Regions from separate parts of the Homo sapiens genome. Here region 1 is linked to region 2. Evidence: chromatin loops called from intact Hi-C (ENCODE). Cell type or tissue: endothelial cell of umbilical vein. All regions are shown on one strand.

Region 1 (8,000 bases), 230 kb after region 2:
TCAATTATAGTCTTGGTCTTTCTTCTGATATGCAACATATTTACCTTCTTTCCCCCTCAAATTGTGGTTGCAAATGTTTTTAATTTGCTTTTTAAAATATATATCTTATATCTTTTATGTGTTTTTTTAACCCTTTCTTCTTGGCTAATCATTTTAAAGTCCTTTTTTCTTATCAATATATATCTTTCAGCTATTTCTTTCTTCTGTTTTTTAAAAAATTCACACTTCTTTTGTAGATTTCTGGTTTTCTTAAAATGGTAATAGCAAACACTTCTACGAGCTCTTAATATGTTGTCATTAATCATTTACCACAATGCTCTGAAGTAAGCACTATTATTATCCCCACTTTAAAGATGAAAACATTGAAGCACAGAAAAGTTAAGTAACTTGCCCTAAGTTATACAGACAGAGTATGGTGAAGCCAGACTCTAACCAGGAGTTGGATTCCAGTGCCTATGCTCTTAACTATTGGGGTATGGAGTCTGCCTCTTTAGATTGTCAAGTGAAATATTTTGGTTCCTGTTTTTGTAGCTTCTTTTTAATTTTCTCTTTCAAAGCCTTTTTCATTTTCAAAGGCTTTGAGCGTTCTGTCAGTTATACCATTATGCATCACTTTCTGAAGGGAATGCGTTCTGAGAAACATTGTTAGGTGATATTGTATGAGCATCATGGAGTGTACTTACACAAACCTAGACAGTAGAGTCTACCACAGGCCTACTCTACCTGTTATAGCCTATTGCTCCTAGGATACAAAGCTGTACAGCATCTTGCTGTGCAGAATACTGGAGGCAACTGTAACATAATGGTAAGTATTTGTGTATCTAAATATAGAAAGGTACAGTAAAAATACAGTATAAGAGATAAAGAGTGCTACATCTATACAGGGCACTTAACATGCATGGAGCTTGCAGGACTGGAAGTTGCCCTGGGTGAGTCAGTGAGTGAGTGATGAATAAATGTAAAGGCTTAGGATATTATTGTACACTACTGGAGACTTTATAAACATGATACACTTAGCCTTCACTAAATTCATGAAAAAGAAAGTAATTGTGGTATGACATTATGATGCCTATAAAATTGCTAGGCATTAGGAAATTTTCAGCTCCAATATAATCTTATAGGACCACCCTTGTATATGTGGTCTGTCATTTAATGAAACATTGATATGCAGTGCATGAATGTATTATTCTTTATCAAATTACTTCTTCTTGCTAACTCCTTTATCATCATGAAAATGTTTTTTCTTTCTAAGCCTCCTGGAACTTGTGAATGGGATTTTATAAGGCAGTCTTTGCATATTGCTTAAGTTCAGGGTCTTGAGACAGGAAGATTATCCTATTTTATCTGAGTGGGACCTAAATACAATCATATGTATCCTTAAAAGAGAGGAAGAGGGAGATTTGACACATACATGCAGGGCAAAGCAATGTGAAGACAGAGCAGAGAGAGATTTGGAGATGCTGACTTTGTAGTTTGGAGTGATTTGGCCACAAGCCAAGGAATGTTGGCAGCTACTAGAAGCTGGAAGAGGCAAGAAACAGATTCTCCCCAAGAGCATCCAGAGGCAGGGAAGCCCTGCGGACACCACCTAGTGTTGGTGTTGATTCTACCCAGGGATACTGATTTCAGACTCCTGGACTCCAGAACTGTGAGAAAATAAATTTCTGATCTTTTAAGCCACACAGTTTGTAGTAATTTGTTATACCAGCCATAGGAAATGAATTCGCCCCTCCTCTACTAGCTGCACTATTAAAACCTACTTCTTGTTGCCTTCTTTTCATGAAGAAGAGAGATAATTTTGTTCTTTCATTTAAAAAAATATTGATTATAAGCCTACTGTGTGCTAGTCTCTGGGCATAAACATGTGAAATAGACAATGTCTTTATTCTGACAGAGCTTGGGTCAATGTTGAGCAGTGCTGAGTAGGGTAATGTCAAACAAAATGCAATAAATTATGTGTTATGAGACTGAGAAAGGATATGGGGTCACACAGGAGGGGTATGAACTTGAAAGGACTAAGGGTGGCTTCCTCGAGGAGGTGGCATTTAAACTGAGACCTACACAAAAAGTAACTGTGAGCCAGGCAAAGAGTGGTGGTGTTCCAGACACAGGCAATAGCACGTGCAAAGGCAGTGGTCAGTTCATCTCTTAGGTCCTTTGCACCTCAAGACACCCTTTTTTCCTTCAGTTAATTCATAAAGCTTATAACGTATTTTCTTCTTAACCTGTGCTTAGTAGCACAGGTTAAGCTACTTTAGCTATTTTCAGGTCCCTAATCTGAAAATTTGAAATTCAAAGTGCTTCAAAATCCACAACTTTTTGAGCATCAACATGATGCTACAAGTGGAAAATTTCACATGTAAATAACACAAACTTTGTATTGTACATACATTTTATATAAAATTACCTTCAGGCTATGTGTACCAGGTGTATATAAAACAAGTGAATTTTGTGTTTAGACTTGGATTCTTTCCCCAAGATATCTCATTATGTACAGGCAAATATTCCAAAATCTGAAAAAAAGCCAAAGTCTGAAATAACTTCTAGTCTTGAACATTTTGGATGAGGGATACTCACCTGTATTTTATTCATGTTTACTAACAATCCAATGATAAAAGGTAATTTAAAAGTAACCAGTTTCCTTGCATTTTCTTCTTATATCTATCAGTAGATCAGCAGCTGAGAGTTGCAGATGGGAGATTTAGTTTCCATTTCCTTCTCACACACACCCACATTCATAAAGTGGCCTCCCCACAGTTGATGAGTTTCCTGATATTAATAGAATACATGGGGCATAACAAACATGAACTTACTTGCAGAAGTATACAGTGTGGCCAGAATGAATGTCACACTTACTCTCACCCAACCCCTAAATATGACTTTCAGAAACTGACTTAATTTTCAATGTTTCTAAAGACCCAGGAAAGCCACTGGGTAATTTTTCTGTCTCAATGAAAAAGGTATCAGCCACCTCTAAAACTCATGACTTCACCATTCTGCTAGATTGTTAACTCATTGTGGGCAGGAATTGACTTACTCAATTTCCTTCATATCTGGCCCTGGCTCTTGGGCCAGAAACCGCACACAGGAGTTGAAGAAAAACTGTGTATCAACAATTTTTTTCTTGTCTTTATCAAAAGAGAAGCTCATGTTTGGTTCTATGTCCCACAAAGCTCTTAGTTAATAGGGGTCCTTTACCAATGTCAACTAAGATATTTGAAAGTTTGTTCACTATCTTCATCAACATCCACTATGATTAGTTTTATGTTTAAAGAGCAACATCAAAAATGTGGATACTAAACCTTGTGTGAGCTTTGAACTTGCCAATCAGCTTTGAAGGTCAGAGGAAGTAGTTTGATAATAATGAGATCAAGAATTAAAAAATATTTTTAAGCTTTCTCTCAGAATTGAAGGCAGTAGGGGAGGGATACAGAAGTTCCGGAAATGGCTGACTGTGTAGACAAGATGGTGTGGTTTCAGAGTACAGCTGAATATATACAGCCAACCCCTTTTTTCCTCCTCCATTTAACAAACATTTGGTTGGCTGAGTTATAGAGCTTCCAGCTCTGCTTCAGAAGGTCTTTGTTTATCTTTGCAAGGACAATTAAGTGGCAGGAATGTGTAATATAGTGAAGCACTGCCAACACAAACAGTTCTCTTAAAACGTTATGTAGAAGTGGCTATTGTTGCTGGTGCTTCTGCAAGAGGCAGAAACCACTTGCTAATAGCTTAATTCTATTTCTCTGCAGACAAGCTGATCCTATTGCAGAAGAGGGACTATGTGGTCTGCTGGTTAGAGAGATGTACTGGAAGCCAGAATGGGCCCATATTTTACAACATAGCTGAGTAACTGACTCACTCTGTAACCCAGGGTTACATCTCTCAATCTCATGAGGCTTGTTGTCCATCCAGCTGGAAAATTTGGTAAGATGTTAGGCTGGACTGAAAATCATTTGTGGTGCAGCTGAGTTGCTTTTCCACAGGGACAGGATGAGACTGACAGGCCTGACTGAATAACAAAGCCCCGTGGACTGTGATTGGTAAAGGTAAGCCTCGCAAGATGCAAAGGGAGTCCAGGATGGTGAGAATATTCTATGAAGGACAGAGTCTTCTTTGCTGAATCAACAAATGCGTACTTCTAGTCTCTGTCCCCATTCAGCCTCACTCAGTAATCATATTTCTCTGTGAAATAGATATTGCCTGGATCAAGATCCCCAGCTCACCACTACAGAGTGACCGGGCTTAGGAAGGACAGTATTCTTCAGTTTCTGATATCTTCTTTGCTACAAGGATCTGCAAAGTTGGCAGATTTTAGGGTCAGGCTAGCTATGCTGATACAGGGATGAGCTGAGGAGAAGAGGAGCAAGCCATTTGCCTGCTTTCCAAAGTGGAAAGAGTTTACAAAAAACACATGCGCCTAAACGTAAAGATGATTGATTGAAAACTGGTAGGTTCAAAGAGAAAACAATTTGAGGAAGGGAATGTTTCTCCTCATAGGAAATTGACAGTTGGTGTTGCCTTTGGGTTTGTAAAGACACTAGAAGGTGTTCTAAGGATGGTGGCTTCCGATCCAGGGTCTGGAATTTATAATATTTTGGTAGGGCAGGATTGGCCTTTGAAGGTGAGACTTCAGCTAAAACCTACAAAAGTCCCAATAGGTGATATGTACTTTACTCTTCACCATCAAGGGAATTTCCAAAGAGCCTGGGAAACTGATAATTTTGCTTGAATTGGCTCTTGCATTCACAAGGCCAATAATGGTTGGTTTGTGTTTAAAGTACCTTTTGGCTAGGCTAAACCTAAACAGGTCAAAGGAGAATTATTTTGGAGCAAATGCAACATTAAGTGGGGGCCAAAAATCATAGGACAGCTGTGGATATTTGTTGTGAGAACTGTCGTTTACAATCTGCAGGCACCAACTGACAGAGTTGCGCATATTTATCTCCTCATCTTATCACAGATGAAAACTGTCATCTCTATAAGAGTGCCTAAAAAGGCACTGTGTACCGATGTGAAATCTGGCCTCTGGTTGCAGGACCTCATTCAATGTTTGAAGCCCTTTATGTCCACCATAGGAAGGGTATTTGGTTCTACCATTACTTTTAAAGAATCAAGAGGAAAACATTGCCAGCATCCTGGAATAATAAAAATTAAGAATGAGACTAAGAGGATAAATTCAGAGGAAGCCAAAGGAATAAATCCTTAAAAGTAGTATTTTGAGCCTAACTTACTTTATTAGAGAGATTGGGATGGCATTAGAGGACTTCCTAAGAAGCCTGCACTCACATAACTGACAGTCACCTGCCACTCACTCATTGATTTAGCAAGTTTTCATTTATTGCCATCTACTTGCATAGCACTGCCATAGGCACTGCACAGGATTTGAAGATGACAGACAGCATGGCAATCTGAAATGCATAAGGTTTGAACATATGCATAAAGTATCTATGATGCATGATTATATATACATATATAATATTATATATAACTTAGTGTATATACAGACTAAGGAATTCAGAGCAATATGTTATGAGCATTTTGTTCTTAAAAAGAGAGATTTAAATGAGATATTTTTAAAAAGATTTATTTAAATGATATTAAAGTGGAAAGACTAGAGAAATAACATTCATGACAAAAAGAATAGCATAAATAAGAGGGCAGAGGGCTGGGAATGCAAGATATGTTGGATAGATAGTTGGTTCTATGTACAGGAAGATCCATTAGGGAAATGTGAGACACAGGATTTGTAAGAAGCTTTGAATAATAGACTTCCTCCTATAGGCAATGGGAATAATTGAGTGTTTGAGTCATTCATTGATTAATTCAACTACCATTGATGGAGTACCTTACATGTCTCAGATCCTTTGCTAGGCTTTGGACACGTTTTTAAAAAAGCAAAAATGTGTCCCTGCCTTCAATGCACTTATGTTCTAGTAGAAAAACATTTTGTAAACAAATAATTGGTCAAAAGTGGTATAATAGAGGTATACCTTTGATATGGTTTGGCTGTGTCCCCACCCAAATCTCATCTTGTAGCTCCCATAATTCCCACAAGTCGTGGGAGGGACCTGGTGGGGGATTATTGAATCATGGGGTTGGGTCTTTCCCATGCTGTTCTTGGGATAGTGAATAAGATCTGATGGTTTTATAAAGGTTTTCTGATGGTTTTCTTCACCTTCTACCATGATTGTGAGGCTTCCCCAGCCATATGGAACTTGAGGCCATTAAACCTCTTTCCTTTATAAATTACCATGTCTCAGGTATGTCTCTATTAGTAGCATGAGAACAGACTAATACAGTTAATTGGCACCAGGTAGTGGGGTGCTTCTGTAAAGATATCCAAAAATGTGAAAGTGGATTTGGAACTTGGTAACAGGCAGAGGTTGGAACAGTTTGGAGGGCTCAGAAGACAGAGAGATGTGGGAAAGTTTGGAACCTCCTAGTGACTTGTTGAATGACTTTGACCAAAATGCTAATAGTGATATGGACAATAAAGTCCAGGCTGAGGTGGTCTCACAAGAAGATGAGGAACTTTTTGGGAACTAGAGCAAAGGTGACTCTTGCTGTTATTTAGCAAAGAGACTGGTGGTATTCTAACCCTGCCCTAGAGATTTGTGGAACTTTGAACTTGAGGGAGATGATTTAGGGCAACTGGTGGAAGAAATTTCTAAGCAGCAAAGCATTCAAGAGGTGACTTGTGTGCTGTTAAAAGCATTCAGTTTTATGTATTCACCAAGATATGGTTTGGAATTGGAACTTATGTTTAAAAGGGAAGCAGAGCATAAAAGTTCAGAAAATTTGCAGCCTGACAATACTATAGAAAAGAATAACCCATTTTCTGTGGAGAAATTCAAGCAGGCTGCAGAAATTTGCAAAAGTAACAAGGAGCCAAATGTTACTTACCAAGACAATGGGGAAAATGTCTCCAGGGCGTCAAAGACCTTCACAGCAGCCCCTCTCATTACAGGCCCAGAGGCCTAGGAGGAAAAAAATGGTTTCATAGGCCAGGCCCAAGGCCCTCCTACTCTTGCAGCCTAGGGATTTGAGGCCCTGCCTCCCAGGTGCTCCAGCTGTGGCAAAAAGGGGCCAAGATACAGCTCAAGCCATGACTTCAAGCCATGACTTCAGAGGGTGCAAGACCCAAGCCTTGGCAGCTTCCACATGGTGTTGAGCTTGTGAGTGTGCAGAAGTCAAGAATTGAGGTTTGGGAACCCTTGCCTAGATTTCAGAGGATGCATGGAAATGCCTGGATGTCCAGGCATAAGTTGGCTGCAGGGGTGGAACCCTCACGGAGAACCTCTGTAGGGCAGTGTGGAAGGGAAATGTGGGGTAGGAGCCTCCACAGTGAGTCCCCACTGGGGCACTGCCTAGTGGAGCTGTGAGAAGAGGGCCTTCATCCTCCAGACCCAAGAATGGTAGATCCACCAACAGCTTGCACTGCGTGCCTGAAAATGCCACAGAGGCTCAATGCCAGCCCATGAAAGCAGCTGGGAGGGAGGCTATACCCTGAAAATCCATCAGGGTCAGAGCTGCCCAAGACCGTGGGAACCCACCTCTTGCATCAGCGTGACCCGGATGTGAGACATGGAGTCAAATGAGATCATTTTGGAGCTTTAAGATTTGACTGCTGTGTTGGATTTTGGACTTGCATGGGGCCTGTAGCCCCTTTGTTTTGGCCAGTTTCTCCCATATGGAATGGGTGTATTTACCCAATGCATGCATCCCCATTTATCTAGGAAGTAACTAACTTGCTTTCGATTTTACAGGCTCACAGACAGAAGGCACTTGCCTTGTCTCAGATTATACTTTGGACTGTGGACTTTTGAGTTAATGTTGAAATGGGTTAAGACTTTGGGGGATTGTTGGGAAGGCATGATTGGTTTTGAAACGTGAGGACATGAAATTTGGGAGGGGCCAGGTGTGGAATGATATGGTTTGGCTGTGCCCCACCCAAATCTCATCTTGAATTGTAGCTCCCATAATTCCCACCTATTGTGGGA
Region 2 (8,000 bases):
TCTACTCATTAGTCTGTCATCTGGCCCAAAGAATTAAAACATTCAATACACACACCCACACACAAAAGGCATCTTTGAACTCTTACACTTATACAAATGGCTATTCCACGGAAATAAAAGATAAAAATGCTCACCTTTCTGAAAATCTCTCATAAATCACTATAATTTACTGAAAAGGTTTGTTTTTAAGGTTTTACACTTGAATTTCATGGAAGAGCAGTCAAGTGTAATTGACTTAAAGCAACAGTTTGACAAAAGTGATAATTTGAAAGAAAAGTGATAACAGTATAACCGATTGGCTGATGTCAAAGGCCAGAGCCAAGCTGGAAAACTAAAAGACTCCCGAATCTAAGTATTTTGACCAAAAGCAGGTAAGATTATTTCGTAAATTCTCTAATTATTCATTTACTCAATAACTATTCATAGCCCACTATGTGATGAAGGTGGTTCCTGGTGCTGCAAATGCAATGGGTAACAAGCAGATGTGTTGCTAGCCCCCTGGAGCTTCCAGCCTATAGAGGAACTCCACCACTCACATCTTTCCCACGTCTGTAAACATTTCTTGACATGCAACACATATGGGCACCAACCCCAGCCCACTCTTCTTCTGCCTGCAGCTCTCTCCTTTCCTTTCACCAACTCCAGCCACAGAGGTGGTCCTCTGTCCCTCAGGTATGCAAGGCTCAGTCCTGCTCCAGGGCCTTTGCACTTGCCCTTCCCTCTGCCTAAGCCACTCTTCTTTCAGATCTCCAAAATCATAGGCTTCTTCCCCCTCATTCAACTCTCAGCTCAGACCCCTCCACCCCAGAGAGGCTTCTCAGGCCACTTGATGTAAAACAGCAGCCCACATCCTGTCCCATTCTGCCATGCAACCCTGATTGCTTTCTTTCACAGCACTTAGCACTATCTAGTCACCATCACTTATTGTATCTTTGCTTCTTATCCATCTCCTTCGCTGAGATTATAGCAGGGTCTGTCTGTCCTGTGCAGTGCCATAATTTAGTCCCTAGAAAGTTGTCTGGAATATTAACAGATGCCCAATAAACACCTATTTCAGAAAAAATACAGACAACGTTAGCAGTTTTGTATCACAACAGTACCAAATAAAAGGCAAGAGAATGCCTTAAATTCTAAGAGGAGTTTGGACCATTTAAACTATATATATATATATATATATATATATATATATATATATATATATATATATTATATGTATGTATATATTTTAAAAGATTATGATAGCTTACACTAGTCCTAAAAGCCCTCAAAAATAAGCATAATGAAAATACTGAAGCTCAACATTGGCTAATGTTCAAGCTTTATAATGTATTAGGCTCAATTTCTAGCATTAGCATTACTTTTACAATTTATTCTTTTTCAAGAGCATGCTGACGAGACCCCAATTTTTTTGTTTTAAAGAAAAGCAAGAGCTAAGTATGTTTTAAAAGCATCCATCCCCTTAAAAGTTATTAACCCCATCATAAACTGTAAAATCTGTAACCATATTATACTAACATTAAAATATAAGATACTGGTGATAATCTACAGAAGGCAGGGATTTGAGTGCCTAATGGCAACCGAATTTTATGAAACATAAACTACCCTCATCTTCAATTTAATCAAAGGTACAAGCTGCCTCTCTACGTTCAAAAATATTTAAACACTTAAGAATTTTTCCTCAGATTATTCTTTAAAATGTGTATCTGTTCCTTCTTTTCTTTTGTTAAAACAAAGAGCCAAGTTGTTACCCAAGGAATAATGACTTTAGTTACTGACCATCATGGCTCCCACTTCACAGCAAAGATGCCAAAGACTCTTATGGATTACTGTGAAGTTATATAGAAGCAAACAGTGTATGCTGGGGAGAAGGCACACTTATTTCCTGGAAGGTGATATAAAGAAACAAATGACTACTGCCTTTAGGCCTTTGGGAATAACCAAATCCACTTAAAAACCTCAAAAACTAATGCTTTACAATTTCATAGCAAATTATTAGAAACAACCTACATATATCACAATGAAGAGATTAAATAAATTATGGTCCATCCCTAATGGAGTACTCAGCAGCTGTTAGAGAATGAGGCAGATTCTCTTAGATACCAATGGAGACTGCCATGATTTAGTACTCTGGGGAGGGAAGCGGGGCAGGGGGAGCTGGTGCACAGTATACAATGGGTCCTCATCTTTAGGAATACAAACAAAAAGAACACGTACAGAATGTTTACATGAGCATAGGCTATGTCTGGAAAGACATACACAAGGAGCCAGTAGCTGTGGAACATGATGGGAGAGAGGTATACTCCGTATCTTTTATATCTATTGAATCTTCTCCAGTGTGAATAGATTACCTGCTGCACAATTAATGTAAGAAAAATGCACACTATTACCAACATATTTGTCAAGGATGACCATTCAGAAGCAAATTTTTCAAAAATCACAAAAGTTTTGCTCCTTCAACAGCAGAGTCCCTGATTCTCATTCCCCAGAAGAGAATACAAGTCTCCACTAATCAAGAGGCTTGCTAGTGATCTCACTCACCTATTACAAAGCAAAGAAGTCTCAATTCAATTCTTGAAGAGGAAATAGCTGCTCCGATCACCTTGGGAACACATCATATATTTAAATTGAGCTTGCAACTAACTCCCTAATGAAGTTTCCAAATGAACAGTTGCCCCCGACTATAAAGCATAAAGTCAACGTAGAAGACAACTAAAAGAATGGTCTCGTGTTTTTAAAAAACACATTATACTTAGGCTTCCTTTTCTCTGCCAGGCTTAGACAAGAAACTCTCTGGTAACAGTGAAATGTAATTTCAGATCTGTGACAAAATAATCATGTAAGGGGAAGGGCAAGTAGCATTCGCGCTGAAAAAACTCCTTGGTTTTTCCACTTGTGAAAAGGAAAGGTTTGCCTTAAATTTAATTTCTGTACCATTTCTGGACCCCTGCCTAAACGATACTACTATATCACATTAATCTTACTTCAAGCAAATACTTTTTAAAATTAAAAACTAATCTGAAACTGAACAGGAATCGGAAGACAAACTTTAAACTGAAACTTTTCTGTTGAAAGAATGTATCTTTTAAAGACACATAAAAAGAAATGCAAAGAACCGATTTCCATATAAATGCCACTCAATAACAATACAGGTTATAACAATATTTGACTGCATTAAACATTCAAAAAGGAACACAAAGATACCCAACTGCAAATAAAAGACCTCATATATTTTTGGTAGCGGAATGTGGGGGGTGGGGGGCAAAAATCACATTAATTCAGATTAATCATGTAAATTCAGAACACGTGATGTGCAGTTTTGTGTCGCTCAGAACTCCTGAATCCAGCTTTGTGCTTTTACACAACATAACAGAAATGGCATCTTTCACAAAGCCTAACTTTGACCTCCAACACTTTAACTTTGGGTTTAACCAGTACACCACCTTCGGAAGTTAGCACATAAAAATACAGGTAAGTCAAATGCACTACGGATACAGAAAGGACGAGGAACAGGTTTAAAGGGGAGTTGAAGCAGAGGGGCACGAAATCACCTGGCAGGTCACCTCTCCGAAGGAAAAACATTTCAAGCTCCCTCCCATCCCCCAGGTAACCTCTGGCCTCAGAACTCACTGCCCTGCGTGGGGCAGAAGTTCTGGGCGCTGGAGTCCGCGTCCCCCAGGACACGAGGGTGACCCAAGGGCGCGCGGAGAGCGGCGGGACCCGGAGCGGCGCTCTCCGGGGTCACTCCCCTAGGACGCTCCGCAGAGCTGGGAGCGCTGCCCCACCCCGCCCGGGCCGCCCCTGGGGACCCCGCTCGGGGCTCCGCGGCTCCCCTGCTCCGCGCCGCGCCCACCCGCCCCCAGGACTCACGGTACGCTCCCGCGCCGCTATCTTGCCATCCCCTGCCGCCGGCTCTGTAGCCTCGGCCGCCGCCCCGGGGCTGCCCAGATCCCACAGCCGCCCGGGGGCAGGAGCCGCCAAGGAGGGGGCCGGGCACAATGCGCCGCCGCCTCCGCAGCCGCCGTCTCGCCTCCCCTGTGTCGGCGCGAGGCTGCTTGAGGCGGCCACGGGCGAAGGGCGGCCCGCTGCGCTCCGCGAACCCCGCGGGCCGCCGCCGCCGCCAGAGCCTCCCAGAGGCAACGGTAACGGCCACCGCCACGGCCGAGTCGCTCCAGCCGGGACTGCGGCGCGCGGGGGCGGCGCCTGCACGCCGCTCGGCTGGGGGCGCAGCGGGCCCGGCCCCGCCCCTGACCCGCCCCTGCCCCCGGCCCCGGCCCCGCCCCAACCCGCGCGCCCCCGCCGATCCCCGGCCGCGCGCCCGCGCGCGCGGGTGCTCCAAGGAGTCGGAGGAACGCGGCCGCGCGACGGGCCCCGGACGCCGAGGGTGGTGCTTCCTCCGAGCCTCCGGTGGTGAGGCCGCTCTCAGAAGGTCATGGAAGCGCAGGGGAGAGCGAGGCGGCCGAGCCCAGGCAAATCCTCGAGAAAGGCCGAGTGCGCGACGGCTCTGCGGGGAGGACCGCGCCTCCCCGAATGCGGCCGCTGCTGCCGCTGCAAACAGTGCCTTGAGGAGAGGAAAGCGGGGAACCGTGTTTTCGCCGCCTCTGTAACCACTGCACACAAGAAAACCAGCTTCTGGGAGAGGGGGATGATTGTTGGGACTTTGCGAATTACCTAAACAGCCCAGGGCCGAGGCGCCGCCGCTCGCGTCCTGGTCCTCCTGCCGGGTGTGGGGCTCCCCTGCCCGAGATGGCCAGCGGGCGCGCCGAGAGTATCCTGGAGCCATCTAGTCTTGCCTCGGAGGCGGGGTGGGCTTATTTGTGCGGAGAAGAAACGGATCTCTTAATGGGGTGAGATTTTTCCTCCGTACATTGTTCCCATTTCCGCAGTTTCACTTGGCCTCGGTTTTCTAGCAGAGTAATCACCAAATGAAATTAGCTGGAGAGCGTTTGATGGCGCAGAATCACGGTCTGAAGATGTTTACGCTGTATGCCGGACGCGTTTGATGGTGTTCTCTTCGGCACAATTAATTTTGCAAAGTTCAGAAATGTGCCAGACAGAGCCCCTGGCACGCAGTCAGGACTCTACAGACACACCTTGAGTAGGAAACAGGCTTGTTTGTTTCATCTGTGATTTATGTGATGCACCAGCACCAAGGCCAACGTGTTTTTTAAAGACCTTTCGATGAAACTCCAAAGCAATTTATAAATTGGCAAAATGAAGCTTGTTTTGTAAAATAACTCTTCCTTGTTGATCATGTAATTAAATGGGCAACAAAACACCTGAAAGGACATTTACTGAAAAGTAGACTCCCAAAACAAAAATATGTATTTCACAGCTAGATACGGTCGCTATTAGCGTCCTAATGGCCAACTCCATCCATGTGCGTATTTTGAACACTAAAAACGCCTCCTGTTACCCCTAAGACCTTGTTTGGATAACATTTTTCTATTATAAGTACTCGAAACCAACCCCATTTAAGATGTTTACCCTTATTCTTGAGTCCTTGATGGTTTGGGAAATTTATCATTATTCATATTGCACAATCCTGTCACTGTCTTTTCCATTAGGCACAGTGCCTAAGGTCCACAATATTTTTAGAGGCCCACAAAAAATATTTTAATTTCTTTTCAAATCAGAAGGAAAAAAAATTTAGGTTTAAGAAAGTATTTTAATATATATTAATATATTTGTTTTTGTGCTAATACAATCTTAAAATGTATGTATATATGTGTGTGTGTATATGTATATATATTTTAATGGAGTAAGGGGCTCAACGAAGGCAAAAAGGCCTAGAGCCCAAGAAAAACATGATGTGGCCCTGTTGCCTGGGGTTGAAAAATCCCATTCCATGAGAAGAATTTAGTTTTAAGAATATTACATAAAATGCTCATTTCTGTGGCCTTGCTATAATAGAAAGATGGAGATTCAGAGTAGTGATAATGGCTAACATCCACCTGATACACACCATGTGTCCATTACCTCTTAATCCTCACAGCACACCTGTGAAATAGGTACTATTCTCACACTTAGGGGGTAATGCAGGTTTTGTGGGGCCTGCAATTTATGCAATTTGGGTGGTCCTCTTAAAGAAAAAGCAAATACTGTGTATTAGTCCGTTCTCACACTGCTATAAAGAACTGCGCGAGACTGGGTAATTTATAAAGGAAAGAGGTTTAATTGACTCACAGTTCCACATGGCTGGGGAGACCTCAGGAAACTTAACAATCGTGGTGGAAGGAGAAGCAAGTACCTTCTTCACAAGGAAGCGGAAAGAATTGTGAGCGGAGGAACTTGCCAAACACAAAACCGTCAGATCGCGTGAGAATTCAGTTACTATCACGAGAACAACACGGGAAAACTGTCCCCATAATCAAGTCATTTCTCTCCCTAACAAGTGAGGATTACAATTCAAGATGAGGTTTGGGTAGGAACACAAAGCCTGACCCTATCCCACAGCATGTCCAGGCTGCCCTAGCACCACCCAATAGAAGGGAAAATGGCAGAGGGAAAGTCCTAGTGGAAAGAGACCTCAGTCTCAGCTAATTGTGGTGACAATATATTGCTTTTGCAAATTGTACATAAACATATGACCAGGTGAATGTATCGCCAAGGCTCCTGCCAAGGCCTGGGATGGAGGCCTAGAGAAGATGCCCGAAAGTTTATGCTGTGTGAGCTTCACAGAAGACCTGCCTTCCATGTATACCCATTTTACAGGTAAGAAATTTAGGGATTTGCCACAGCTTCTAAGGAACACCACATTCCTTACACCATACTGAGGTACAATTTGAAGAGTTGCGGTATACGCACTGTTTCGTGAGGAAAAACGGAGTTTCTGTAACAAAGCAAGAGCTTTAAAAATATGTTAGCAATATTTGACCAGGCCATAACCCAGCTTGGGGCACCTGACTGCTGTCTGTGCTGTCAAGAATAAATTTTTCTTATCTGTTGTATAAAAATCTGAATTAATCCATATGGACTCCTGAAGGAATTTCAGCTCAATTTCAAGTCTCATGGATTGAGACTATTTTTACTTACTTTGTCATAGACCAGTCTGTGTTGTAAATTCTAATTTATATAATATTTACTTTTTGCAATTTCATGAAGTGTTGCAAAATAAGTATCAGAACAAGAACGTACTTTGTTTGATGCTTATATTGCATAATACAACGAGCCTTATCTCCATAAGTGTTTGTTGAATAAATAAAATAATGAAACAGAGTAAGTCACAAAACTGAAGTAAAAGTGTAGGTTTTGTCACAAGCTAAAATTGAATGGGACTGAAGTAGCAAAATGTTGAGCTGTAAGTACTTGCTGGATAAGCAGAATTGACTTCTTAGTTAATTATTTTGTGCTAAACGTCTGTGATCTTCTTCCCAGCTACTGGCTCTTCTTTCTGTTTTTGTTTTGATAATTTATTTTCTTTTTTGTAAATGCTATTGCATTTGAAATGCATCATTATATAATAATGTTTAAATGAAACAAAAATCATAGTCACACCTGTAATGAAAGTTCTGGAAATGAAACGCTTTGTTTTTTGAACAGATCAATTACTCACAGAAACAGCAACCTTGAGTTGATGGTGGTTTTTTCATTAAATCACCTACATCTTGACCCTTAAACAGGCTTCTCTATGTGTGATCTAATATATATAGTGTTTATCAGTCAGCAGGAGAAGATATGGCTGTGTTCCTGGAATAAATTTTGGAAGCAAAAAAAAAAACATTCTACAAATTAAGCATAGTTTATTAACCGGTGAATAATTGAAATGAGTGAAACTTTTTTTCATTTTAAGCCTGACTGATAAATGTAGACTTAAATTGGTTTATTTTTGAGCACAGTGTTGGACAAGATTCAAAACTTTAATTATATCCCTGTAACATGAAGACATTTGAGAGTAATCAGATAATTTTCTCTAGATTTTATGTTCTTTACCCAAAGTGGTTTGGAATGCTATTTGAGAGACATGAAAAATATGACAAAGACCATCAAAAATAGTATCTGCT

The links. Peaks named below come from ENCODE experiments on the same cell type or tissue, not always from the same donor. Only the 100,000 strongest peaks of a DNase experiment are listed, where the experiment ranks them.
Region 1: it touches region 2 in a loop (7-fold over the local background); 10 of 110 quality-filtered maps call a loop at or near these places.

Annotation. Positions count from the first base shown.
Region 1 is chr5:38,779,601-38,787,600 of GRCh38, forward strand. All of the region lies in intron 2 of OSMR-DT (OSMR divergent transcript), which reads right to left. LOC107986414 (a long non-coding RNA gene) reads left to right here and starts at 3,695. Exons shown (of 2, transcript XR_007058740.1): 1 at 3,695-3,924. In endothelial cell of umbilical vein, no CTCF peak of the experiment used is centred here; DNase peaks (open chromatin) are centred at 1,501 and 3,601; H3K27ac peaks cover 1,169 bases.
Region 2 is chr5:38,552,467-38,560,466 of GRCh38, forward strand. LIFR (LIF receptor subunit alpha) reads right to left here and starts at 4,180. Exons shown (of 20, transcript NM_001127671.2): 1 at 3,868-4,180. It overlaps LIFR-AS1 (LIFR antisense RNA 1), which reads left to right and starts at 4,320. Exons shown (of 9, transcript NR_103554.1): 1 at 4,320-6,711. It overlaps MIR3650 (microRNA 3650), which reads right to left and starts at 5,095; the gene lies at 5,036-5,095. RefSeq lists enhancers at 4,321-5,104, 4,457-4,566. In endothelial cell of umbilical vein, no CTCF peak of the experiment used is centred here; DNase peaks (open chromatin) are centred at 4,735 and 4,835; H3K4me3 peaks cover 2,717 bases; H3K27ac peaks cover 808 bases.